Linked DNA regions of Homo sapiens: regions 1, 2, 3, 4 and 6 are each linked to region 5. Evidence: chromatin loops called from intact Hi-C (ENCODE). Cell type or tissue: chondrocyte. All regions are shown on one strand. Region 1 has its middle 140 kb from the start of ZNF644. Region 2 has its middle 4.5 kb from the start of BARHL2. Region 3 overlaps HFM1 (helicase for meiosis 1). Region 4 overlaps ZNF644 (zinc finger protein 644). Region 5 holds the start of LOC105378848 (a long non-coding RNA gene). Region 6 has its middle 4.8 kb from the start of ZNF644.

The links. Hi-C counts contacts between places; a loop is a spot of excess contacts. Peaks named below come from ENCODE experiments on the same cell type or tissue, not always from the same donor. Only the 100,000 strongest peaks of a DNase experiment are listed, where the experiment ranks them.
Region 1: a loop joins it to region 5, with 10 times the contacts of the local background. A loop is called at or near these places in 32 of 110 quality-filtered maps.
Region 2: it touches region 5 in a loop (2.1-fold over the local background); 7 of 110 quality-filtered maps call a loop at or near these places.
Region 3: it touches region 5 in a loop (5-fold over the local background); 13 of 110 quality-filtered maps call a loop at or near these places.
Region 4: a loop joins it to region 5, with 5 times the contacts of the local background. A loop is called at or near these places in 7 of 110 quality-filtered maps.
Region 6: a loop joins it to region 5, with 4 times the contacts of the local background. A loop is called at or near these places in 2 of 110 quality-filtered maps.

Annotation. Positions count from the first base shown.
Region 1 is chr1:91,163,316-91,167,315 of GRCh38, forward strand. No RefSeq gene overlaps it. Among named protein-coding and RNA genes, the nearest start is that of ZNF644, 140 kb to the left of the region's middle. RefSeq lists an enhancer at 1,902-2,051. In chondrocyte, CTCF peaks have their summits at 2,137 (motif pointing left), 2,997 (motif pointing right) and 3,197; no DNase peak of the experiment used is centred here.
Region 2 is chr1:90,719,839-90,723,838 of GRCh38, forward strand. No RefSeq gene overlaps it. Among named protein-coding and RNA genes, the nearest start is that of BARHL2, 4.5 kb to the left of the region's middle. In chondrocyte, CTCF peaks have their summits at 1,775 and 1,977; no DNase peak of the experiment used is centred here.
Region 3 is chr1:91,280,521-91,284,520 of GRCh38, forward strand. The region is part of intron 30 of HFM1 (helicase for meiosis 1); the gene reads right to left. Among named protein-coding and RNA genes, the nearest start is that of HFM1, 120 kb to the right of the region's middle. In chondrocyte, a CTCF peak has its summit at 2,370 (motif pointing right); no DNase peak of the experiment used is centred here.
Region 4 is chr1:90,962,804-90,966,803 of GRCh38, forward strand. The region is part of intron 2 of ZNF644 (zinc finger protein 644); the gene reads right to left. Among named protein-coding and RNA genes, the nearest start is that of ZNF644, 57 kb to the right of the region's middle. In chondrocyte, CTCF peaks have their summits at 1,830 (motif pointing left) and 2,029; no DNase peak of the experiment used is centred here.
Region 5 is chr1:90,112,969-90,116,968 of GRCh38, forward strand. LOC105378848 (a long non-coding RNA gene) reads left to right here and starts at 2,204. Exons shown (of 3, transcript XR_947587.2): 1 at 2,204-2,425. In chondrocyte, CTCF peaks have their summits at 1,747 (motif pointing right) and 1,951; no DNase peak of the experiment used is centred here.
Region 6 is chr1:91,024,814-91,028,813 of GRCh38, forward strand. It overlaps the pseudogene RPL5P6. Among named protein-coding and RNA genes, the nearest start is that of ZNF644, 4.8 kb to the left of the region's middle. In chondrocyte, CTCF peaks have their summits at 2,107 (motif pointing left) and 2,311; no DNase peak of the experiment used is centred here.

The sequences.
Region 1 (4,000 bases), 1.1 Mb after region 5:
AGGGGCAGCCCACGCTCAGTGCTAGCAGAGTGCTGCCATCCAAAAATGCAGGCCCAAAGCTGCTAGAACCTTCTGTTCTTCAAGAGAAACTACAATATAGATTTTTGTGTGAGAGCGCAATTTATTCAAAACAATTTATTTTTTAAAACTTTAAAAAAGAAAAACTTTGTGTGGCCCCAAACAACATGCCTCACTGCCCCGTCCCGCTTCCCTGCCAGTATGCAACTCCTGCTGTGGCACATTTCACGTTTATTGAGCACCTGCCATGTCCAGGAACTGTGCCGAGTGCTGGGGGACAGGCACAGCCCCTGTTTGAATGAAGCCTGCCTGCTGGTGCAGGGCTTCTCTATCCACGTCCACTCAGTCTATATCAATTCAGCTTCTATTCCTGCTCCTGGGCTGGCTGCTGTGGATGTTTTAAAAAATACCACATGGTTGTACAACAGTGTGCGCGGACTTAATGCCACTGAATTGTGCAGTTAAAAACAGTGAAAATGGTTAACCTTTACATTATGTATATTTTACCAAAATTAAAAAGTCAGTCTACAGAAGACACATGTAATTTTTATCCACAAGAAAGATAAAACCTAAATGAGAAGAGAGAACATAGTGCTATCAAATATTTCAGTTCAATAGACATTTGAGTCCCCATTGTGTATCAAGCACCATCTTAGGTGTGCACACAAAGTTAAGGAAGTTAGTTCCTGTCTTGAAAGTCACTTCCTACCCTGATGAGAGCAATGTCGGGAGCAGCCTTGGTTTTTGCGGTTAACAAGAGCTGCCCTTTACGGAATGCAAAATCTCTGCCAGGTCTTTAGTAAGTGTTTTATGTGCACCGTCAATCTCACTGGAGCCTCACAGCAAACCTATGGGGCAGATGCTAATACCAACCCCATTTTACAAAGGGGGCAGAAGCTCAGAGAGGTTTAGTAACTTCCCCAAAGTCACACAGAGTTAATAGGTAGAGAAGCCAGGTTTTGAACCCAGTTTAGAGTAAAGTTACTCTAAACCCCATGGGCAGAGGGATGCAAAGAGGCCTGGTGTAGCCAGCTCAGAGGGGATCAGTGTGGGCTTGAGAGACAGGAGCTCTTGAGGAGGCTGGGCCAGAGGAGCTGCAGGACCCAGGTGAAGGCACCACACCTTCAATCCAGGTGAGTCTCCTGTTACAAATGCAGGAGCAGGTTCACAGAGAAGGCCGTCAATGCTGATTCCTAAAGGATGATAGAGGGACAAAATGGGAACAACATTCTGGCCACACGGAACAGGGAAGAGGGGCCCACCGATGTCATTGAGCCCTTGGTGCCCACTGTGGCTCAGTGAAGGTGACATCACACGATGTAGGTGAACTCTGAGGGAGATGGCAGCTGTGGCGGGCCTTCATGGGCTTGGCGGGCCTCAGAAACTTTAGCACAGACACTCCACTGGGAACTGGACTGGAGGAAACTGCCAGGTACCACATGGCAGCTGAATGGGCTAAAACAGAAGAATATTGAAATAGTGAGAGAGTGGGCTTTTATGAGAGACTGGAGGTTCTCCCAACATGCACAGTGGAGATGAAGGCTGAGACGGGCAGACAAGATGACGTTAGAACAGGACCAGATCATATTGGGCCTTGTCAGCTCCAGGCTACAAATGCACATGTACTGTGGACGTGGGGGAGCAGCCTCAACGCTGCCTCAGGGGGTAAGAGGCTCCTGGACAAGGTAGAAAGGGGCCAGGGAAAGCCGGCCTGGCTATGTGGTGAACTCCGTGAGGTGGGCTGTCAGTCCACAACGCTGTGTCTAGAGAGACTTGGAAAATTCAAGCCTGGTTCGAGAGAGCACGGTCATGCAGAGCAGAACGTGGCTGTGGACATCCAGGAGGGAAGAGGGCAGCCAGGTCAGCCCCAGCTGGTGGGTTGAGTTTCGGGCAACACAGGGAAAGATCCCTGGAGGAGGGGGCCCGCTGGACTGGGCAGGTATGTCAGGGCTTACCGGTAACAGAAGCCAAAGTCCAGGAAACATCTAAGTCACACCTTAGCAGGCTGAAGGGGGGTTGTAGTGGAGGGAGGCTTTTGTGCGGAAGGGTGACCGTCTAGCACCAAGCTCAGTCCCAGATGGAGCAATGGCGATAAGGCTTGTTTGGGCGCCACCTGCTGGTAGGCTGCGGCTACTGTTACTCTGGCCCTGGGCAGGTCCACCTCAGATGGAGGCCAGGAGGGAATTTGTAACAGCACTCATGATGGGATTTTTACTATTTTAGTTTTGGTTGAGGCATGAATACAATAAATGCTAAATTCCAAAGGGGCTACTGTGCAGAAACTTCAAAGTAGTATTAAGAACAGGGTAAACACCTTTTAAATTCCTGAGCCATTAGGAAAAGGCAAAGAGGATTTGCAAAGAGAATTTTTAAAGTGAGAAGCTGTTAAATCCCTTCTCTCCCAGGGTTGGTGGGAGGGGATCTGTGGCTGCGCCCTGCATGAAGTCTGGAGAGAGACTCTAAGAAGAATACTTGGAAAGCTTGTTAAGTTTTTCCTGAATAAAAAGGCACTGGACTAAGGTCAGACTTCTGCCTAGAAAATCAGACAGGTAAGAAATGGGCTGGCCGGCTGCACCAGAAACCGAATTAAGGGGAGTTGGTTGCTGCTTCAGGCAGAGTTAGTAGAGGCAAAGCATGTGCATGCGTGCTTCCAGATGTGCTTGTGCAGAGAGAGAAAGGAGGGGGTTTTTCGTGATGGTGATTGTAGTTGTTGCTTTTCAAGGAAATGTCAGGTATTGATGAATTAACCAAGTATAATAAACAAATGCCACAAGATACGAAATATTTGTGTAAGTGACTGTCCCTATTTTATTTTTTTAGAAATAAAACTCCCAATCAAAATTCAAACAGCTCAACAATATACATTAGCAGAGAACGAATTTCCCCTTAATTGTATTCCCCACGCTGACCTTTAGGGCCTTTTCCAGCATTAATGCTCTCCATCTACTTTCTAGAGCACATTGTGCTTTGCAGCCAGCAGGTGGCAGCGCTCCACTGCTTTACGGGGACCCAGAAAATAAGTGGATTTGGGAGGCAAGTCCCATAGAGCAGAGAGCTTTGAAAAATCGTTTTCCTTAAAAACAATTTTTAAGTTTTCTAAAAAAAATCAGGAAAACCCTGTGATTTTGTTTTTTACCTGTTTAGAACTGGCCAGTTCCAACTACTGTGCTCTAGGTGAGACATTATTGTCCCTGAGCTCTGAGCTTTTGCAAGCAAGAAAGAAAGGTTTAGAAAACAAAGGGGCTATATTGGGTCCTGTGACTGAAAAGTCCAGAGGTCTGCTCTGTAGGGAGGAAGATCCCATTTTGATTCATTTTGATCCCATTTGATTCACCCCATCATCAGGGCCTTAAACCATTTTTCTGATGTTTTCTGCTTTCCACAGGCCAGCTTTGTTGTAGGCGTGCCTCCCTCATGATGGAAAATAGCTGCAGCAGTTCCCGGCCTCACATCTGCACATTTCACCTTCCAAAGCCCCCAGAAAAATGTTGCCATGAGCCTCAGTGGCCTGAATGGAATCACTTGACCATTCTTGTTTTGTTTTTGTTTTTGTTTTTGTTTTTTTGAGACGGAGTCTTACTCTGTCACTCAGGCTGGAGTTGGAGTGCAGTGGCACGATCTCAGCTCGCTGCAACCTCTGCCTCCCGGGTTCAAGAGATTCTCCTGCCTCAGCCTCCTGAGTAGCTGGGATTACAGGCACGCACTATCATGCCCAGCTAATTTTTGTATTTTAAGTAGAGATGGGATTTCGCCATGTTGGCCAGGCTGATCTGGAGCTCCTGACCTCAGGTGATCCACCTGCCTAGGCCTCCCAAAGTGCTGAGATTACAGGCGTGAGCCACTGCACCTGGCCACTTGACCATTTTTAAAGCAAATACTATGACCAGAGGGATACAGTTGTGCTTATTCACTTGAGCCTAAGCCTCATGCCCATTGGGTGCAGTAAAGTGTCCCCCGTGGGTACATGAGCTGTGTTGTGGTG
Region 2 (4,000 bases), 610 kb after region 5:
CGGGGTTGGATCAAATGCCTTTGGCGCGGGAACTGAGTGCTGGCCCGGGAGACCCTCCGGAGAGCTCGCGGGCTCGGCCTCGGCCTCGGCCTCGGCCTTCGGCCGCGGTTACCGAAACACAGACGGTAGACTTGTGGAGGTGGCTTATCCGAGGCCGCAGGGCCCGACGCTGCACAGCTTCGCAGCCTAAATATCCTGCGCCTCTGTCACAGTTGACCGCTGTGGGGAGGACAGGAAGGGCTCTAGGGCTGCCCGAGACTGCAGGCTGACCCTACCTACTCTACCCTCTTCAAATATCGATTAGGGTTCTTCCCATTCCAACATCATCATCCACCAACTTCCCGAATATGGTGCGTTTTCTCCTAGCCCTGGGAGGTTCCAACTCGAACTCCCCTCGCTGCATATTCAGGGTGGGAAGTAGGGAGGGGGAGAAAACAAATTTAAAATCCAGAACTGACGGCACTGCACAAATCAATTATTCTCGACCTTGATAAATAATTCATTTAAGCCTGTTTTTGTTTTGTTCCGACGCCTAAAATGACTCAAGAGCTCAAAAGGCTGATCGCACAGCTTGTGTTGGGCGGTTCGACAGGGTCTTTTTGCTTGGAATAATTCACAGCATTGGCAGGGGAGACGATGGAGATATGACCCTACAAAAAAAATGAAATCTATAAAGAAAAGGAGAGAGAAACGTGGAAGTGTTGGGGGCAGGGGAGAGCGTGTTTTGTGACAACTCTAAAGCAAAGCAAAAGGGAACCCAGTAGGCCCCACTTTGTGAATGTCTCAGATCATATTTTCTTAAGAAAAGGTTAATATCATAGAAGAGTTCTCTGGGTGGGTGTTAGATCAGCTTCCAGGAGCAATAACGGTAAGGGGAAAACACGACCTTGACTTTTATCAAGGCTGCTATGTTAGTAGTGGCCTGAAGATTCACAAAATGGACTTGAAGACCAAATTGCAAACTTAATGAAAAATTTTTTTTCAGAGCTGGAGTTTTGTTTAACTTTTCTCAGTTCTTTTTTCTCCAGACACATTCCTCTCTCGCATTTTTTTTCTGAAAGTATATAATGTATACATCCAAGAAGTCATGCATTTTCTGGCAAACATAATTCACTTTTCATTTTTAAAAATCACAATTCAGAAACACAATAGGGTGCAGATATATCATATTTCTAAACGAAAGAAAATGCTTTAACTGGATTTAATCTTAGATTTTCCCACTGGATTTAAAATACAAATAAATAGAGTCTCTAAACTGACATGAGTTTAAATATTAAACTCATTCACTTTCAGGCCCTCATTTCCTTAGAAGAAGGAGAAGGGGAAGAGAAAAAAAGAAACTTGTGTAATTTTTGGAAGATTTTGGAATTTTGGCCTAGAAAGCAGTTATTGCCAACTGTGGGTAACAGAGAACAAACTTTTCCTTCCCGGCTCTGAAGAACACATCACTGCCGATCAGCATCAAAGATGCTCCTTTCCCATCTCAGAGAATGATTCAAACACTTCAATATTTAACAAATTTTGTTCCTAGATAAACTCTCTACGATCCACTTTCACCATCTAGATTTAGTATTTGAGATTGTGTTTAAACTAGAGCATTCAGTTTTTTAAAAATGAAACTTAACTTTGAAGAAATCCACTCACACATTACGATGAACGTGGAGCTGGTGTTTCTTCCTATCATATTTAATTTTGAACGTTTCTAAGGGTCCACATGATGACAATGCCAAGTAAGGGGAATGAGGTGCAAAGACGCTTCCCTCCACTGGGCGGCGCCAAGAGCTCCGAACGGAGGGAGCTGCTATTGTTTCTTTCTATAAAAGATGCAAGATAAACAAATGAGCTCTCCACCTTCTAAGGCTGGCTCCCTGACGATTGTCTGACCTCTCGCCATTTCAAAGCTACAGAAACGTCGGAAGTTTCCTTTCTTTTTTGTTTTTTCAATTTATCAATATCTTTTCAACTATTTAAGAATTTGATACATATTTGCTTAGAAAAAATAATACATTAAAGAGAAATATCCTGGCAGTTCTGACCAAAAAGAAAACAGAGAGAGAAAGATATGAAAAGAACATAACTGAGTCCCTTAAATAGACTGAAACTGGGAGAGTGGAGTTGGGAGCAGATGGAGAAAGATAAAATGAAAGAAAAAAATAAGGTAACTGAAAAGTATGTTAACAGGAAGAAGTTAAAATGATAACCTGTGTAATTACTAATTGTTCTAGGGGAATGAAAGTTTTGAGAGATAGTTCTGATATCATAATACAATTTGCAAGAGCTATAAGCTTCACCAAATTTTAAAGATGAGCAGTTTGGAAGGAACCTAGTGAAGTTGACTCTCCTTGGGAGTTAGATGTGTGTTGTACAGAGGCAAACCACAGGAAGGTAAGCAGAAATGTAGAGGACAGAACGCTGGAGAAGAAAGTTTTCATCTCATTTTACCACTTTATGTGTTCGTGGGCAAGGCACTTAACCTTTTAATTACCAAATTCCTCCTCCACTAAAGAGGAGACTAGTTCTTGATTAGAACGGGGTGAGTGTAATGACCAAATAAGACATTCTATGTAAAAGCTCTTTACAAAATGTAAAGCAGCATTTGCTAAATACTATACACAAAAGTGGCAATGATCTCTAGCATAAGCAACACCCAGTAGCTATATTTGTTTTCACTTCTTCCTTCCCTCATTCATTTTGTTCATTCACTCAATCGATAAACATTATTGAATGTTCATTCTATGCCAGGTGCTTGAGACTGGGACACCAACTCACCTCAGGTTTGACAAGAACTTGTGCTGGAAAACTGTCATAAATACAATGATACAAATTAGAACCTGCTACAGTGGGAGTGAGAAAGAGAGTGGGGAGTCTTACACTGGGACAAGTTGGGGGAACAGTAAAGCTTTCTAAAGGAAATGAAGTGTGTTCAGTCATGACTGCATCTCAAGCAGTGGGATGTAGAGGGATTTCTATGGTAGCTGAGGGTAATAATGGTGCAAAAATGTCCATGAATTGTCCAAAATTTTAATCTCCTGACTGTAGGGCTGGGCTGCAATCTGTAGACATATGTTGGCTCTAGGGGGTCTCTTCTGGGTCCAGCCGGAAGAGACAAAATACTCTTTGACACTTTGGAGGGAAAAGGAACTAACTGCACATGTTTACAGGCCTGGGCAGCAGCATATACAGCCGGTTACACAGTCTTAGATTTGATCCCAAGAGGTGATCCAGTCCCCTCAAGGACTGTATCCTCTTTTCCCCACCTGCACTCTTGCTTCCTTTCTTCTTTCTAGATTTTCAAATCATGGACGGCTTGGTGACCTTAGCAGGCCCAGAAAGAGGGCTCCTCCAATTCAGGTGTGGAGATTGGGAAGGTGACAAGGTGAAGGCAATTGAAGGAAGAGCCGAGGGGGACATGGGGAAGGATTTTGTTTCACCCCTCCTAAGTTGAACCATTGTCCTTTGAAGGCCGGCTCCTGGAGAAATTAAAGGGCCCCTGTGTGACACAGCCATGTCATACATAAACAGAACTCTGAAGCCTATCAACTCCTGAGGCTAAGTAAGAGGGAATGTAGGGGCCAAGGCAGAAGAGAAACCAAAACCTCAGAGCGCTGAGCAAAGATGCCAATCAGAGAAAGAGAAATTCATTTGCGATGTTAATTAACAAGCGGCTAATTAAAACGGCACTTTGAGTGCTAATCAATCGCCTTATTAAGTTACAGCCATCACTGGAACAAATTGAAACCTCCCCGCCCCGTTTTCTGCCTTTGGTGCAGGCGGGGCCGCGTTCCCAGATACCGTGAGAGGCCTTGGGGCGCGGAGGTTGGGGGCAGCCTCGGTCAGCTTTCTCAGTCTCTCCCAGGTCTACAGAATACGCCACTGGACAAGTGCCTAAGCAGCGACTTCTGGTCCAGACACACCGCCCGGGGAGTAAGTAGTTGCGTCGAAGAACAACTCATTCAGCAGCAGTTAACACCGACGTTTCCTCCTAGAAAGAGCTCCCGCA
Region 3 (4,000 bases), 1.2 Mb after region 5:
AATGGCAAGATAGGTAGTCTTGTGAGGAGCTATCAAAGGCCATTTCACATTTGCTCCATACCTTGCAGAAGACCCTCGATCTTGCAGAAGACTTGCCATGCGGCAGTTTCTCATCTGCCTCCCTGATTCCACTAAGGTATGGAACTTTCCATTTTGCCCCTTTCAGATAAAACTGCTTAGCTGAAGCCTAGAGTTCACTTCTCAAAAACAAAGCAACCCACCACTCATGTTGTCTGTCATCTGACCCCCCTAGTTTGGTATCATCCTGTGGAATTGGGGATGTAAGCAGCTAATACCATGCTGATCTTGCTTTGCCATCTGTGTAAGTAATAAACTGTTTAAATCCATTAGGGTGTCCTTACCAGCCAAATCTACAGAAGTGAGGCAAGACCACATAGCAGCTACCACTACATTGCTGCTTAGGGACTGGTTGACCATGTGACCATATAGAACCTTCTAGGGGATGCTAATGATTTAGATTCTAAGAGCTATGGGAAGCCACTGAAATGTTTTAACCGAAGAGGGGGCACAATCAGATCTGCATTGTGAAAAACGTCACCATATAGAGTGTAATATGGAGAACAGATTTGAGATAAGACAGAAAGGATGCAAGAAAACCAGTACAAGTCTAAGCAGAAATCATGGTAACTCCAGAGTGGTGGTGGTAGTAGAGTTACAGAGAATAGACTGATTTGAGAGATATACAGAAGGTAAAAATATTTTTAATGCAGAATCAAGTGGAGTGGTTTTCTTTCTTGAGCAGCATATTGCTTCCCCTGAAGTTTTGCAGCCTTCCTTTTTGTCTAGCAATATCCATCTTGTTTCTTTAAGTTCACTCAATAGTTGAAGGGTAAAAGCAAATACATGGGAATACCTCACCCATTTATTCCCCCCTCATCAATGCCTCCTTCCTTGAACCCTCTATCTGCCTCCTAATGCAATCTAGACCTGTCCTGTAACTGTCACCTTTGAACTTCCTTTCATTAAGTTCCTGGGCTGAATCTACTACAAATGGATTCTTGGGCTTTTTCTTTCTTGTTTTACTGGTGCTCAATTTTGAGCAACTGCCTAAGAAAGGATGTATAAGAATAAAATTTTCTGAATCTTTGAATGTATTAAGGCATCTTTATATTACTTTCATACTTAGTAGTTTGGCTGGGCATAGAACATAAGGTTGAAAATCATTTTTCCCTTGGAATTTTATTTTTTATTATTACAGTTTTGGAGACAGGGTCTCGCTCTGTCACCCAGGCTGGAGTGCAGGTGTGAGACCACAGCTCACCGCAGCCTCGAACTCTTGGGCGCACGCACTCCTGCCTTCTCATTCTTCCAAGTAGCTGAGATTACAGGCACAAACCACTGTGCCTGGCTTCCCCCTGGAATTTTAAATCAATTGACTTTTAGCATCCAACATTGCTCACTAAAAGACTATTACATTTTTAAATTTTTGTGCCTCGTAAGCATTTACAATTTTGTCTTTATCCACAATGTTCTGAAATATTGCAATTAGCTTTATTTGTAGACCTTTCATTCATCCTAACTAGCATTAAGTAAGACTTTTTAATGTGAAGATTTCTGTCTCACTTCAGTTCTGAAAACGTTTCTCAAATTATTTCTTCTGATTTGTTTGTTCTTTCTTGAACACTTATAAGTTAGATACTGGGTTCTTAAATTGCCCCCCTTTTCTCTTATATTTTCTGTCTCCTTGACTTTTTGCTTTCATTGAGAAGGTATTGACTTTATGTTCGAGACCTCCGGTTTTCCTTCCAAACATAATTTTTGCTTCTCTGTGCTTGCTCTGGTTCTTTTTATTTTAAAATGGCATCCTATTCAGTTTTGTGGTTGCAATTTAATCTTTAATTTCTCGGACGTTACTAAAGTTTTATATTAGGTTTTATTACATTCCTGAATTATCCTGTTGCTCTTTCATCCATTTTCTATTTCCTTATTTTGGACTTTCACACATTCTACATTTTCCTAAAATGTCTCATCACCCTTGGTTGTCTGCCTATAAGGTTCCTATTATATCTCCATTTCACCTATGAGAAAATTAATTCTTACAGAGGTTAAGTAAGATGCTCAAGACTATGCTGTTAGTAAGTAGCAAATTTGAGATTCTAATTCAAGGTAGTCTAATTCCAGAGACTGATCTATCAACAATTCTCTCTCTAGTTGTACCAGTTGCTTTAGCTCTCCCAGAGGATTCATTTAAGTTATTTAGAGAAGGAACCTTTGTTTTGAGGTGGGAAGACTTGGAAGAAAAGCTTTGCAAGTTGCTGTTTTAAAATGAAGAATAAAGAGTTGCCTTTGGGTCTTAAATACTAAAGAACTTCTAAAAAAGATGCATGTCTAAACGCTGCCACAAGGTGGTGCACAATGACTAAGCACATTTGCTCCCAGTGGCAGCAACTAGGATCTGGGACTCTAATTAGAGAGATTCCGAGGGCTCCCAAAAATTTCAAGGCAAAGTTGGCAAGTCTTGTCAGGAATGAGGACTGTATGCAAGTTTTGTTTGTTTGTTTATAGAACACTAGCACATGGATACTACCTGACGAAATCTTTTTGCTGTATTTTTGTTACGAATGGTACTTTGAAAATAAAAGTGCTCCCTTTACCCTGCCGCCCTCCCTACCTCCTGAGAATTGTCTGAATTTATCTTATTAGCAAATATAAGCTTACAGATATTGGTAATTAGAAAGATAAGGTTCTCAGAAAAAAAATAATCTAAGCTGTACTCTTCTGAGAAAAAGTCTGGCTCTATCACCTAGGCAGGAGTGCAGTGGCACCATCACGGCTCACTGAAACTTCAGCCTCCCAGGCTCAAGTGATCCTCCCAACTCAGCCCCCTCAGTAGCTGGGACTACAGGCATGCACCACCACACCCAGCTAATTTTTGTATTTTTTGTAGAGACAGGGTTTGTAAAGACCAGCCATGTTGCCCAGGCTGGTCTCGAACCTGTAAGTTCAAGCAATCCACCCACTTCGGCCTCCCAAAGTGCTGAGACTACAGGTGTGAGTCACTGTGCCCAGCCTAAGCTGCACTCTTAAGTATACTCTAAAGATAGCAGATTCCATATTCCATCACTGTCATAATCTGAGGTGCAAATATTTTCATAGTTTTGCCACATATTGTATTAATTTACATGTTATAAAGTCTCTAGTTCCAAGCATTTAAAGTAAATTTATTAATAATATCAAATAGAAATGTATTGAAAGAAAATACTTAAAATTACTTTAACAGAGTCATTAACAGGTGGCGGGGCAAGGGTCACTTCTTTAAAAAAAGAAGTCCAGACAATAAATAAAAAATAGCAAGAATCTCTGTCACACTTAGCATAACTTTCTAATTATAAATTCAAATAATTTGGTCTGTGCAGAAGCTACTGGAGTATTTTTTTAGTATTACTTTCACTTTTGCAGTTCTCCATTTATGCTAATCATAGATTTATGCAATTCATGGTTTTACTTTTTTTAATGATGAGAGAGTCTCCTTTTCATTTTTCTGTCAAATATTTTACTATCATTTTGTTATTTATTTATGCAGAAAAGGAATACACTGAACTGGAGTCCTTGATTTTGCAACTTAATGCACATACACACCAAAGAATATAAAGAAAAGTAGACTGCCTTTTAACTAGTATTTAAATGTACACACAATGTGCCTGAGGACTGGCTTTATCCTTGTATTCATTCAACTACATTAATTATTATTATTATTATATTATTATTATTTTTTTTTTGAGATAGAGTTTTGCCTTTGTTGCCCAGGCTGGAGTGCAGTGGTGCAATCTCAACTCACTGCAACCTCCGCCCAAGGCTCAAGTGATTCACCTGCCTCAGCCTCCCGAGTAGCTCGTATTACATGGGATTACAGGTGCCTGCCACCATGCCCAGCTAATTTTTGTATTTTTAGTAGAGATGGGGTTTCACCACATTGGCCAGGCTAGTCTGGAATTCCTGACCTCAGGTGATCTGCCTGCCTTCGGCCTCCCAAATTGTT
Region 4 (4,000 bases), 850 kb after region 5:
GATGTGTGGTTAGAGAGGAGGGAACTGCCTCTAGTAGAGAAGCATAGTTTCTGAGCCTAAGAGAATATCTTCATGTCCTTGGAGCAAGGAAAGACTTCTTAAATGGGACACAAGCAGCATTAACAATAAGAGCAAACAATGATAAAATGAACTATACTAAAATTAAGACCTTCCTTTCATTAACAGATAATATTAAGAAGGTGAAAGTCAAGCCAAAGTGGAATGTATATATTTTTTAAATGTAACTAACAAAGAGTCTGTATTTAGAGCATATAAAAACTCCTAAAAACAAAAGGAAAAGTACAGAAACTCCAATAGGAAAAATAGGGCTGTATGTATAAACCATATAGTTCCTATAAACCAGTAAGTTAGAAAGCTCAATAGTAATTTTGTTAAGGTGGTGAGGATAGGAGAAGAGACGTTGCAAAAATGGATACCCAAACAACCAGTACATTTATGAAAGGGTATTCAATTCCATTTGGATCAGGGAAATGCATCTTTCAGAAGACTAAAATTAAAGGGGATATTAATACCGAGTGTTAGTGAGGATACAGAGCAACAGGAATCCTCATATACTTGATGTGATTGATACAACCATTTTGAAAACAATTCATGTGTCATCTTCTAAATTTGAACATACATACACTGGTCAAACCAATGACCCAGATTCTAGTCTTGGTATACACCTAGTATAAATGTTGCACATATGCACCAAGAAACATGTACAAGAATGTTCACAGCAGCATTATTCAGCCCAAACCTCCTACAGTAACATGACAAATTGTGATAAAATTATACAAGTGAACCATAGCGACATCTGACAAAATTTCTAACTCTCAAACATAATGTTGAACAAAATAAGCTAGACAAAATAATACTTCTGTATATTTCTGAAAAATTTCAGAAACAAGTAAAAAAAAGTTATTTTCTTTTAAGTCAGGCAAGTGGTTAACCTGGGAAAGAAAAAACAGGGATAGTGACTGAGAAAAGAGACATAGGGGGTTTCTGGGTTGCTGGCAGTATTCTATTTCTCGATCTGTGGTGGTCATGGAGTGTTTACTTTGTGGTGATTCACTGAGCTGTACCCTACACTTCATGCATTTTCCTGTAAGTATTGTATTTAAATTTTTAAAAAGACACAGAGCACCATCTTTTATAGCTATATATGTGACCCTAGAAAACAATACATTACACAAATACCTTAACAATTATGGTATTAGATGTCAAGTGCTAGGCAGCAAAAATTATGTCTGGAACAAAATAACTTTCTTGTTATACTTCAAGATCCTTTATCTAATTAAATGAAACAAATACAGTATCTTTAAAAGGGCTGCTTGATTTTTCAATATGCTGCAGGAAGACATCATTCAATATATTTAATTTTTCTGTTTTCCTTTAAGTTTTACATATTTTAATCATTTGAAAAAATTTCAATTTCTTAAGTTTATATAAGAGAAAATAAAATACATATCTTGGAAAACATTAATTACTATTAAAGTTGAAGATGTTTGTTTCTAATATTAAAAATCTATTTTCTCACATTTAGACAAAGAAGGGGATTAAGACAGAATGATAAATGACACCTGACCTAAAGGAGGTTTCTATCAAAAATGTATATACTTCCCTACCCAACAAACTAAGCCTTGGTTTATATTTTTATATTCCATGACATTTTAATAAAACTCTACAATACCAATTAATATTTTATTTACAGAAGAATCAAACATTTACTATATTAAGTTGCTCAGTATCAGTTTCCCTCTGAATTTAATCATTTACCTAGAACAGTATAGTTAATTGCATACAATGTGATTCATTTTTAAGCCACATAGTGCCACCAAGTGGTAACAAATTCTTTTTCCAAAATACCACACTGAAGCAACAGAAAAAGCTATACTGGAATATTATACTGGAATGGAAAAATCAATCTTTTGACAAATTTAAATAAGACTGTGAAGTATATTAGTATGAAACTTTAAAAATAGAAGAGGTCTTTTTTTTTGGAAAAGAGTTGTGCATATTATCTTGTGATAGTATTTAGTTTTAGAGTTAAAAATTTTCTTGGAAGGCAAGGAACTATTATATAATGCTGTAGCATTTACTTTTTGTTGCTTGTTGTTTTTAAATTCCCCACATTTCCTTAGAAGACATAAGTTGCTTTACAAATTAATGAAACACACACACATACACACAAACACAATAAAAGACCTGGAACGTTTCATAACAATCTGTTACCCTTGTTAAGTATGGGGAAGGAGTGAGGAGAGTAAGTTTTACTTTTTAGTTAATAACTGTATTAATTTGCTAGGATAACAGAAAAAGCTATACTGGATCTGTATAGCTAGAACTGCCTTTTAACAAAGTCCTGCAAGTGGTGGCTTAAATAACAAAAATTTATTGGCTGAAATATCTGGGAACTGGAAGTCCAAGACAAAAGTACAGTAGGGCTGCTTCCTTCTGACTGCTGTGAGGAAAGATCTGTTTCAGATTTCTTCTTGGCCTGTAGAGAGCCATCTTTTTCCTAGGTCTCTTCACATCGTCTTCCTTCTATTAGTGTCTCGGTATCCAAATTTCTCCTTTTTATAAGCACATCAGTGATAACTGGACAAGCCCACCCTAATGACCTCATTCAACTTGATTACCTCTATAAAGACCCTATATTTCCAAGTGAGGTTATAGTCTGAAGTAGAGGCGGACAGGATTTCAACATAAGAATTTGGAGGAGGATATAATTCAACCCTTAACACTACTCTTCTTTTCTGAAATTTTTGTATATTTTTCTTATTTAAAAGGAGGACAAAAAATAGTTCCTAAAAGTTGTAAAATAACAGAATACTATTTTAATTACATAAAATGTTATCAGCAAAAAAGGACTGAATTTTGATATAAGTAATGAGTCATATAGTTCATATCCAATGCACTTTGTCCTAGACCCCATCTCCCACTAACTCTCTCTTTTTTTTGAGATGGAGTTTCGCTCTTGTTGCCCAGGCTGGAACGCAGTGGCATGATCTCGGCTCACTGATACCTTCACCTCCTGGGTTCAAGCGATTCTCCTGCTTCAACCTCCCAAGTATCTGGGATTACAGGCGCCAGCCACCACACCCAGCTAATTTTTTGTATTTTTAGTAGAGACGGGGTTTCATCATGTTGGCCAGGCTGGTCTCTAACTCCTGACCTCAGGTGATCCACCCACCTCGGCCTCCCAAAGTGCCTGGCTTATAGGCATGAGCCACCGCGCCTGGCCCCAACTCTCTTTCTCAATGTACTCATATTGGCCTTACTATTTCTCGACTATGCTCTGGTTATTTTGCACTTAATATTCTCTGCCTGAAGCTCTTCCTCCAAATATACTTACGGATCATTTCTTTCACATTTGTGTCCATCTCCTTCTTAGTTCTTCGTAGACCATCCAAAATAAAGTTACTAGAAGAGCACTCTTAGTAACTCTCTATGCCCCTCTCTGCTGATATTTTTCTTTATAGTACTAACACCTGATACATTATTATTTGATCATTTGTTTTTTTCTCCCCACTACAAAGTAAGCTTCTTGAGAAAAGAGACACATTTTGCTCACTGATGTACCCTTGACATCCAAAATAGTGCCTAGAGTGTTCCATTTTGAGCCATAGGTTAAGGTCTAAATTAAATCTGGGGAACAGGGGCCAGGTGCGGGTGGCTCATGCCTGTAATCCCAGCACTTTGGGAGGCTAAGGCAGGCAGATCACCTGATGTCAGGAGTTCGAGACCAGCCTGGGCAACATAGTGAAACCCTGTCTCTATTAAAAATATAAAAATTAGCCAGGTGTGGTGGCGTACACCTGTAGTTCCAGCTACTTGGGAGGCTGAGGCAGGAGAATCGCTTGAACCCAGGAGGTGGAGGTTGTGGTGAACCAAGATTGTACCACTGCACTCCAGTATGGGTGACAGTGAGACTCAGTCTCAAAAAAAAAAAAAAAAAAAAAAATCTGGGTAACGGGCCAACTTCATGGACTAGTAG
Region 5 (4,000 bases):
CACTCTGTTGCCCAGGCTAAAGTGCAGTGGTGTGATCTCAGCTTACTACAAACTTTGCCTCTCAGGCTCAAGCCTCAGCCTCCCAAGTAGCTTGGATTACAGACACATGCCACTATGTCTGACTAATTTTTATTTTTATTTTTGTATTTTTGGTAGAGCCGGGTTTTGCCATGTTGCCCAGGCTGGTCTCGAACTCCTGAACTCAGGGTGATCCATCCACCTCTGTCTCCCAAAGTGCTGAGATTACAGGCATGAGCCACTGTGCCAGGCCAAGAGTAATTTATATAGAGAGTCACTGATAGACTTACAGAATATTGGAGCTGAAAGGATCCAGACTGTAGATGTATGACTTGCCCAAGACCACATAGGGTACTAGCAGGTCTACTAGAGCACATGACGACAATATACTTACACAATAATTTAATTTTAGTTTTCTTATTTTTTTTTGAAAAGGAAAGGCATATTGTTGTGTAGATGTGTTTAAAATTAAGAAAGGAGAATACAATTTTCTATTAAGTAAATATACTAAAATATAAATATTTTACTTTACATTTATGGGGAGAGTTAATTCAAATGTAAGTGTCACCAGTGCTGAGTGTGGAAATACCATCACTGCATATCTAACTGGGAATGATTTACTGAAGAAAGCACAAAACCATCAGGGAAATTGCTTCTGCAAAAAGAAATTGGTCTGTATGGCTCACACTACTTTCAGAGGACTTTCAATGGCTGTAGAACCTTGTTGAAACTCAAGTCTTACTTTCTTGGGGAGTGGAGCATTCCTGTTTTCCCAATATGGATCAGGTACACCTTCTACCTGCTTCTGGAGAGTACTATGTCTCTCTTCATCGTAAGGCTTCATAATTACCTGATTGCGTATCTGTTTCCCTCATTCGATTACAGGATACATATGTTTTGGAACCAGGCCCATCCTTTTCACCATTATATCCAAAATGACTAGCAGAGTGTGGGTTTAGAGCAGGTAGCCATGAAGTTCACTAAAAGACGTAACAGAAGAATGAATAAATGCTCTAATAAGATTGTGTCTTAGGAGGAAATTTGCACTGTCAGGGTTTACGAAGTCTAGAATACAATTTAAAAAATGCTAAATGCCTGTTTCTGCTAAATGAATAAAATGTACTAGAATTGCGTGAAGAAACTTGAAAGTAGAGATTTTCCTTTGCTGAATTAGAAGTGAGTAGTTGAGTTTTCTATTTGAAGATATAACAATATTCTTATATTGTTAAAGAACATTAGAAATCTTGACTTTTACAGCAAAATAAATATCTAGAAGTGAAGTATTGATTATTAATGCAAATATTCTGTGGAATATCTACCACTTGTTTTACGTTTTTTTAATTGACAGAGTGGGAGACCATATTATCACCCATTTTATTTTATACAAATTCTTTAGCTGCATCACTAGCTAAAACAAATAAATGTATCATACTTTAATATCAATTACTATTATTGGATTATCAAATGTAAAAGCCTAAAAATATCTAAATATCACACGGGTTGAGCTATCCCTACCATGGTAATTTAAATATGTTACCTATTTACAAGATACTTTTAGAAAGAAAATATAGGCATTATTAACAAAGTAAAAATGAAATAGATATTTTAATCTAGAATAACTGTGGTTTCTAGTTGAAGATTTTACTTGGTTAATCTTATTTGGGTGTCTTTTCTTTGAAGTTATGAATGCTTTGTAATCTTAGGGCCTTTTGTAGCCTTTAACAGAGTTTTCTCACTAGAGGGCAGCATTTGACTAAATGTCCATCCAAACAGAAGGTTTTTCTGGTGAACTGGGAATATCCATGCAGATCACTTTAATAACTCAGTTAGCAGACTTACATGGATTTCTAATTCGATTTGTTGGGCTGGGACCCAATTTGGTTTGATAAGCCTTTAGAAAGGAATTTTAGGGATTTATTCCAGTAATAAATATGAATTGTTTTTAGATAGGTATTATATCAGGTTTGTGAAAGTCATGCTTACCCTAGAGCTTCTATTGCCTAGCCTTTTAAATGCACGTAAATTATTATATTAAATTATTTATTATTGAAACTGAATAAAAAAAGAATCGGGTTACTGTTTTATAAGCCCCCCTCCCTTTTTTTTTTTTAAAAAAACTCTTCAATTGTATCTATTTCTCAGTTAATCTTATCTATATTATTTCTCTGGGAATTTTGTTTTGAAGTGTGAGCCCTGCAGAAGTGTTATGGATGACTGCAAGAGCTGCTAGTGGAGGTCTGTAACATGGAAGATGCTCTTCCTTTGATCTGAGCCTTGAGGATAACTGATGCTCAGGGACAATGCTTTTACCTCCTGAAGAGCATCCTCAGAGTCTGGTCCACAGTCCACGGAGTGAGGTTGAGGACCCAAAAAGGTAGCCTCATTCTTGATTTTGGCTGTCAAGAGGGTAAGCCATTGCTTGGTTCTCATTATTATTCTGTCAGTGTTGGGACAAAATTTCTTCGATTTTTCAAGATAGAGTTGAATGTGTAGTGGAGACATCTGGGATATGCAGTTTTTCATAGAGATTGGATATGACAGCCAATTACCAAAATACATCCCACCATTAGTTAATCGCAGTATTGCTATGGAAGCCAATGTTGGAGAAAATGGCTTTATCTTAAGTGGCCATTTAAATAGTCTTTTTTGTCCAATGACTTATTGCTCAAAGGAACCATTCAAATAGTTGCAACAGAAATTCATATTCACAAACATACAAGTATAGTACCACATAAGTACATACAATTATGTATCAATAAAAAACATACAAGTATAGGTGTATGTACACATACGTATATATTGTACCATTTAATTTGTATTTTCAAGTTTTTATATAAATTTATTTTGGTGATGACATGTTTTCTAGGTGAAAGTGATAATTACATTTGAATCCTTATAACATTGAAAGAGACACTTCTCTTCCTGTTCCAATTCAAATTTGGATGAAATATCAAAAGTAATTTTTAAAATGCTCTTTTGAGATGTTATACTGGGCTTCTAATGATGTAAGCAGAATTAAATTTCTCAAACATTGTGATGGTTGCACCAGGTAATTTAGGAACAAATACTTTTCTCAAAAAGTCCAGAGAAAATCTAAAAGCAGAAATGTTATTGCATAAGGCACGCAAGCAGAATTTTTTTCATTTTTGTGTTCTTTGGACCTTTGTGCGTATAGTCACATAACAATAACCAGACCCTGCCCAATTCTTTTTCACTATAGATCAATTTGGGAGATTTTCACCACTTCCTTTCTATTTTTTGTGTTTTATGGGGCTTTAATAGCCAGCATACTTTTGCAAAAAAAAAAAAAAAAAGGCATAACTTAAACAGTGTACCCAGTTGTTCCAGGGCTAACTCTATTTTATTTGGTATTTAGAACATATTTGATATTAATATTTACATATTTTTCAGAATTAGAATTAAAGGCTTTAATGCTCTCTACTGAGCATTGTTTCTCTTTAAAAAAAATCAAAAGGAAATAATCTAACCAATTAGATTCAATGAATAATAATGCTTAGATATAAGTAACTGATCAAATGCTAATTTTCTGTTCAGATTTTTATGTTTTTAATGAATGTTTTTGGCAACCTCAGGGAATGCAAGGAATCAAAATGATCCATTTCTACATAACTTCCTCTTCAAGTGTTTGAAGTCTATTTCTTACACTTCCAACCACTTTCTCTGCCTCTCTGTTTGGATAATATATGTCTGTGGACAAAGTGAGAGATACAGAAGTTAGAGGGAAGAAGGAGAATTTCCAAGTCGCCGAAACCTTTGTTCATTCATGGAGCAAACATATGTCGAATGCCTGCTTAATGACATGGACAGTGCTAGGCACTGGAAACACACATAAATAAGATGCAGTCTTTGCCTTCAAAAACTCATAGTCAAGTACAGGCAACAAAAAAGTCAATTGTTGTGGTCCAGTGTGACAGGTGCTTTGATAGAACATATTGCCTGGCTATTATGGAATCATACAGTG
Region 6 (4,000 bases), 910 kb after region 5:
AACAATTTTCTATGAGGATTTTTCAGATAAAGACAATAAACTTATGGACAGAAAAAAACATACAGGCAACTGAAAAAATCCAAAGACAAGTTATGTGGCTCAGTGCCAAAATATTTAAGGAAATCACAGTTGAGAATGAAAGTCAAGATGTGGAAAACAGTTTGGGAGAAAATTCATAACACATTGTGAATAAAATGATGCTCCAATGAATACACCTGGTAAATGTTTTAAAGAAATAAAAAGCAAGATGCTGGTTTTTGTTGCTGTTGTTGTTTTTAAACTTTTATTTTAGGTTCAGGAGTACATATGCAGGTTTGTTATATAGGTAAACTCATGTCACTGGGGTTTTGTACAGATTATCTCATGACTCAGGTACTTAGCCTAGTACCCAGTAGTTATTTTTTTCTGATCCTCTCCCTCCTCCCACCATCCACCCTCAGGTGGGCCCTAGTGTGTGTTGTTCCCTCCCTTGTGTCCCTGTGTTCTCATCATTTTGCTCCCACTTATAAGTGAGAACATGCAGCCTTTGGTTTTCTATTCCTGAATTAGTTTGCTAAGAATAATGGCCTCCAGCTCCATCCAAGTTCCTGCAAAGGACATGATCTCATTCTTTTTATGGCTGCATAGTATTCCAAGGTATATATATACCACATTTTCTTTATCCAGTCTACCACTAATGGGCATTTAGGTTAATTCCAAGTCTTGGCTATTGTGAGGGATACTTCAGTGAGCATACACATGCATGTGTCTTTATGGTAGAATGATTTATATTCCTTTGGGTATATACCTAGCAATAGGATTGCTGGGTTGAATGGTAGTTCTGTTTTCAACTCTTTGAGAAATTGCCACACTGCTTTTCACAACAGTTGAACCAATTTACACTCCCACCAACAGCATATTAGTGTTCTCTTTTCTCTGCAACCTCACCAGCATGTTATTTTTTGACTTTTTAATAATGTGGCTACTGTTAATATGTTAAAATCTGACCATATTAACACAGTGTATGAATCCATTAGTGATTACCAGATTATCAGTGAATGGAATTACCTGATAAAAAACATAAAGTGGCCAGGCACGGTGGCTCATGCCTGTAATCCCAGCACTTTGGGAGGCCAAGGCAGGCAGATCACGAGGTCAGGAGATCGAGACCACCCTGGCTAACACAGTGAAACCCTGTCTCTACTAAAAATACAAGAAATTAGCCGGGCGTGGTGGCGGACGCCTGTAGTCCCAGCTACTCAGGAGGCTGAGGCAGGAGAATGGCGTGAACCCGGGGGGCGGAGATTGCAGTGAGCCGAGATCCCGCCACTGTACTCCAGCCTGGGTGACAGAGCAAGACTGCGTCTCAAAAATAAATAAATAAATAAAGTAAGTTGTGGTCTCAAATGACTTGCTCAAAAAGAAAATGCAGTTCAGTGTTGGATAAAAACAAATAATTCTCCTCATTCCAATGCTTTATAATTCCAAGCAAAAAGAAAGAAATGAAACATTAATCTACTAGTAATAAAGTCAAATCAAGTTTGGATTTTGCTCAGTATCCCACTAGTTCTGGATCAACCTCTTAATACCAAAACTGTAAAGCAAGTCACTCTTGTGGAACTGCAAATAGTTCAGTATGTTTGTTCATTGGAGTGGGGGTAGGGAGGATGTGTGGAGTAGAAAGAGAGATGATGTAAACAGAAACCAAGTTTTGTATTTATTTTTGTTCCACGCTGACCTGAGCACAGAGCTTTACACATAGCAGGTATGCGATAAATAATTCCGTTCAGTTCAACCAACATTCGTGGATTGTTTACTCTATGCAAGGTACTGTACTAGGCACTGTCAGAAAAAAATGAATAAGACAGTTCCTTGAAGCTATTCAATAAATACTGTTGAATGAATGCAGTGCTTTTATACTTCAAAGAAAGAGCTAGACAAAAAGGTACAATCAACTCTCAATTTACCAGGGAATGGAGGACATAAGGAATAGATAATAAAGTTCTCCAAATCTCAGTTAAAAACAAAGGCTCATAAAACATAGTACAAAATAGATTTAGTATACACATATTTAATGAAAATTATATCTAATATTCAGAAACACATTTGCTATTCTACTCAGCATATCATTATGCATGCCCCCTGGAGGATGTGAAGGTAAATAGAACACACTCAGCTCTCAAATATTTTGTGGTGGAATGGATCAAAAGTTGCATGTTCATGTGCATGTGCAACTTGCGTGTTAAAGTTGACAAAGAAAGAGATCAGCTCATTGTTCAATTGGTGCTTCACCTAGTGATGATAATGCTGTGGTATCATTTTCCTCTGGAGTTTGGCTCTTAGCTTTGCAGGTTGAGAATCAGTTGAACCAGAGTTGATCAAGCGCAGATAGATGAAATGCGTAAGAGATTAATAAGTAAATCAAACGCTGATATATTAATTTACAGTAAAATTTTTGACTGCCAATCATAATGGAATACCTAAGCAGACTGGTCAGCACATTCCCTCTCTGTAGAGAAGGATGCTAGGAACACCAATTTACTTGCTTGATGAGCATAGAATTAGATGAATATGATCTCAGCAGATGGTATCATGAAACTTTGATAGCAAATTGCACTCTGCCATGATGATGTACCTGTCAAGGGAACTTGGACGGTTTAGTCTGCTTTCACCAGGACAATAACTCTTTTAAGAGTTAAAATCTTTCTTTTAAGATATATAACATACAAACCACAAGAAGATGAAGTATTTATAATCCGTATTTCATCAATTCTATTACTTTTTTTAAAAATGTTGTAACATTTCAAATTGTGTCTTACAATCATAATTTGTAATTACCAGTTTTTTCTTTCGTAGGGGTTCATAAAATAAGGGCACACCTTTCAGTGGTATCTTAGAATCTAGTGGAATGTGATAATTGCATGACTTTTTTTAAACTCCCTTACTTCTGTTTTGGTAAATTGACTTTCATCAACTTAGTAGTTGCCCCACTACATCATTACGTACACAGCCTAAGTTCAAAAACTATGTCAAGCTTTATTTTCCTCAATTCATATTCTGATCAGGCTGTCGTAATTGAGCTAAGTTCCCAAGGGATACAGGACACTGGAGGATAGTTCATCCACAGATGTATTCTTAGCTTCTAAAGTAACCCAGACTTGGCTGTGTGCAGTGGCTCACGCCTGTAATCCCAGCACTGTGGGAGGCCGAGGCGGGCAGAGCACCTGAGGTCAGGAGTTCGAGACCAGCCTGGACAACATGGTGAAACCCTTTCTCTACTAAAATACAAAAATTAGCCAGGTGTGGTAGCAGGCGCCTGTAATCCCAGCTACTCAGGAGGCTGAGGCAGGAGACTCACTTGAACCCGGAAGGTGGAGGTTGCAATGAGCTGAGATTGCACCACTGTACTCCAGCCTGGGCAACAGAGTGAGACTCCATCTCAAAAAATAAAAAATAAAGTAACCCAGATTTCACTGGGTTTTGTCATCCCTTTTTACTGCAGGACGCTTAAAATGCCTGCAAAGTCTCTTAAGGGGGCATTTGTACTTAGGAACAGGTCCTATTAGCTACCTCATTCCCTCTCTGATTTGGCAAGCCATCTGCTGTGGCTACTGATGAGCCTCCTGCTGGAAACAACTGCATTCCACATGGCAGCACCATTTTATTGCCAGGCACCAATATGGCCATAGCTAACAATCTAGAATACATATGGTACTAAGTAACCCATTATTGGAGTCTCTAGTCTAAGCTTTTACTTTTATGGACTGTTTTCTAAATATTTACTTAATATGTGTTGGGCTTTATAATAGTCACTGTAGATACTACAGAGAAAAATCTACAGGGTCACTATGTACAGTTGTGGAGTTTGTACACGGTACAAAGATGACAAGTAGGTGAATGGAGGCTGAAACTCAACCTGTTCCTTACTCACCAGCTCATGCCCCCTAGTGCAGGGCTGAATCCATCTGCAAGAAAGAGTGCCATTTTCTTCTGGCAAGGATACTTCTTATGAAGCAATCCT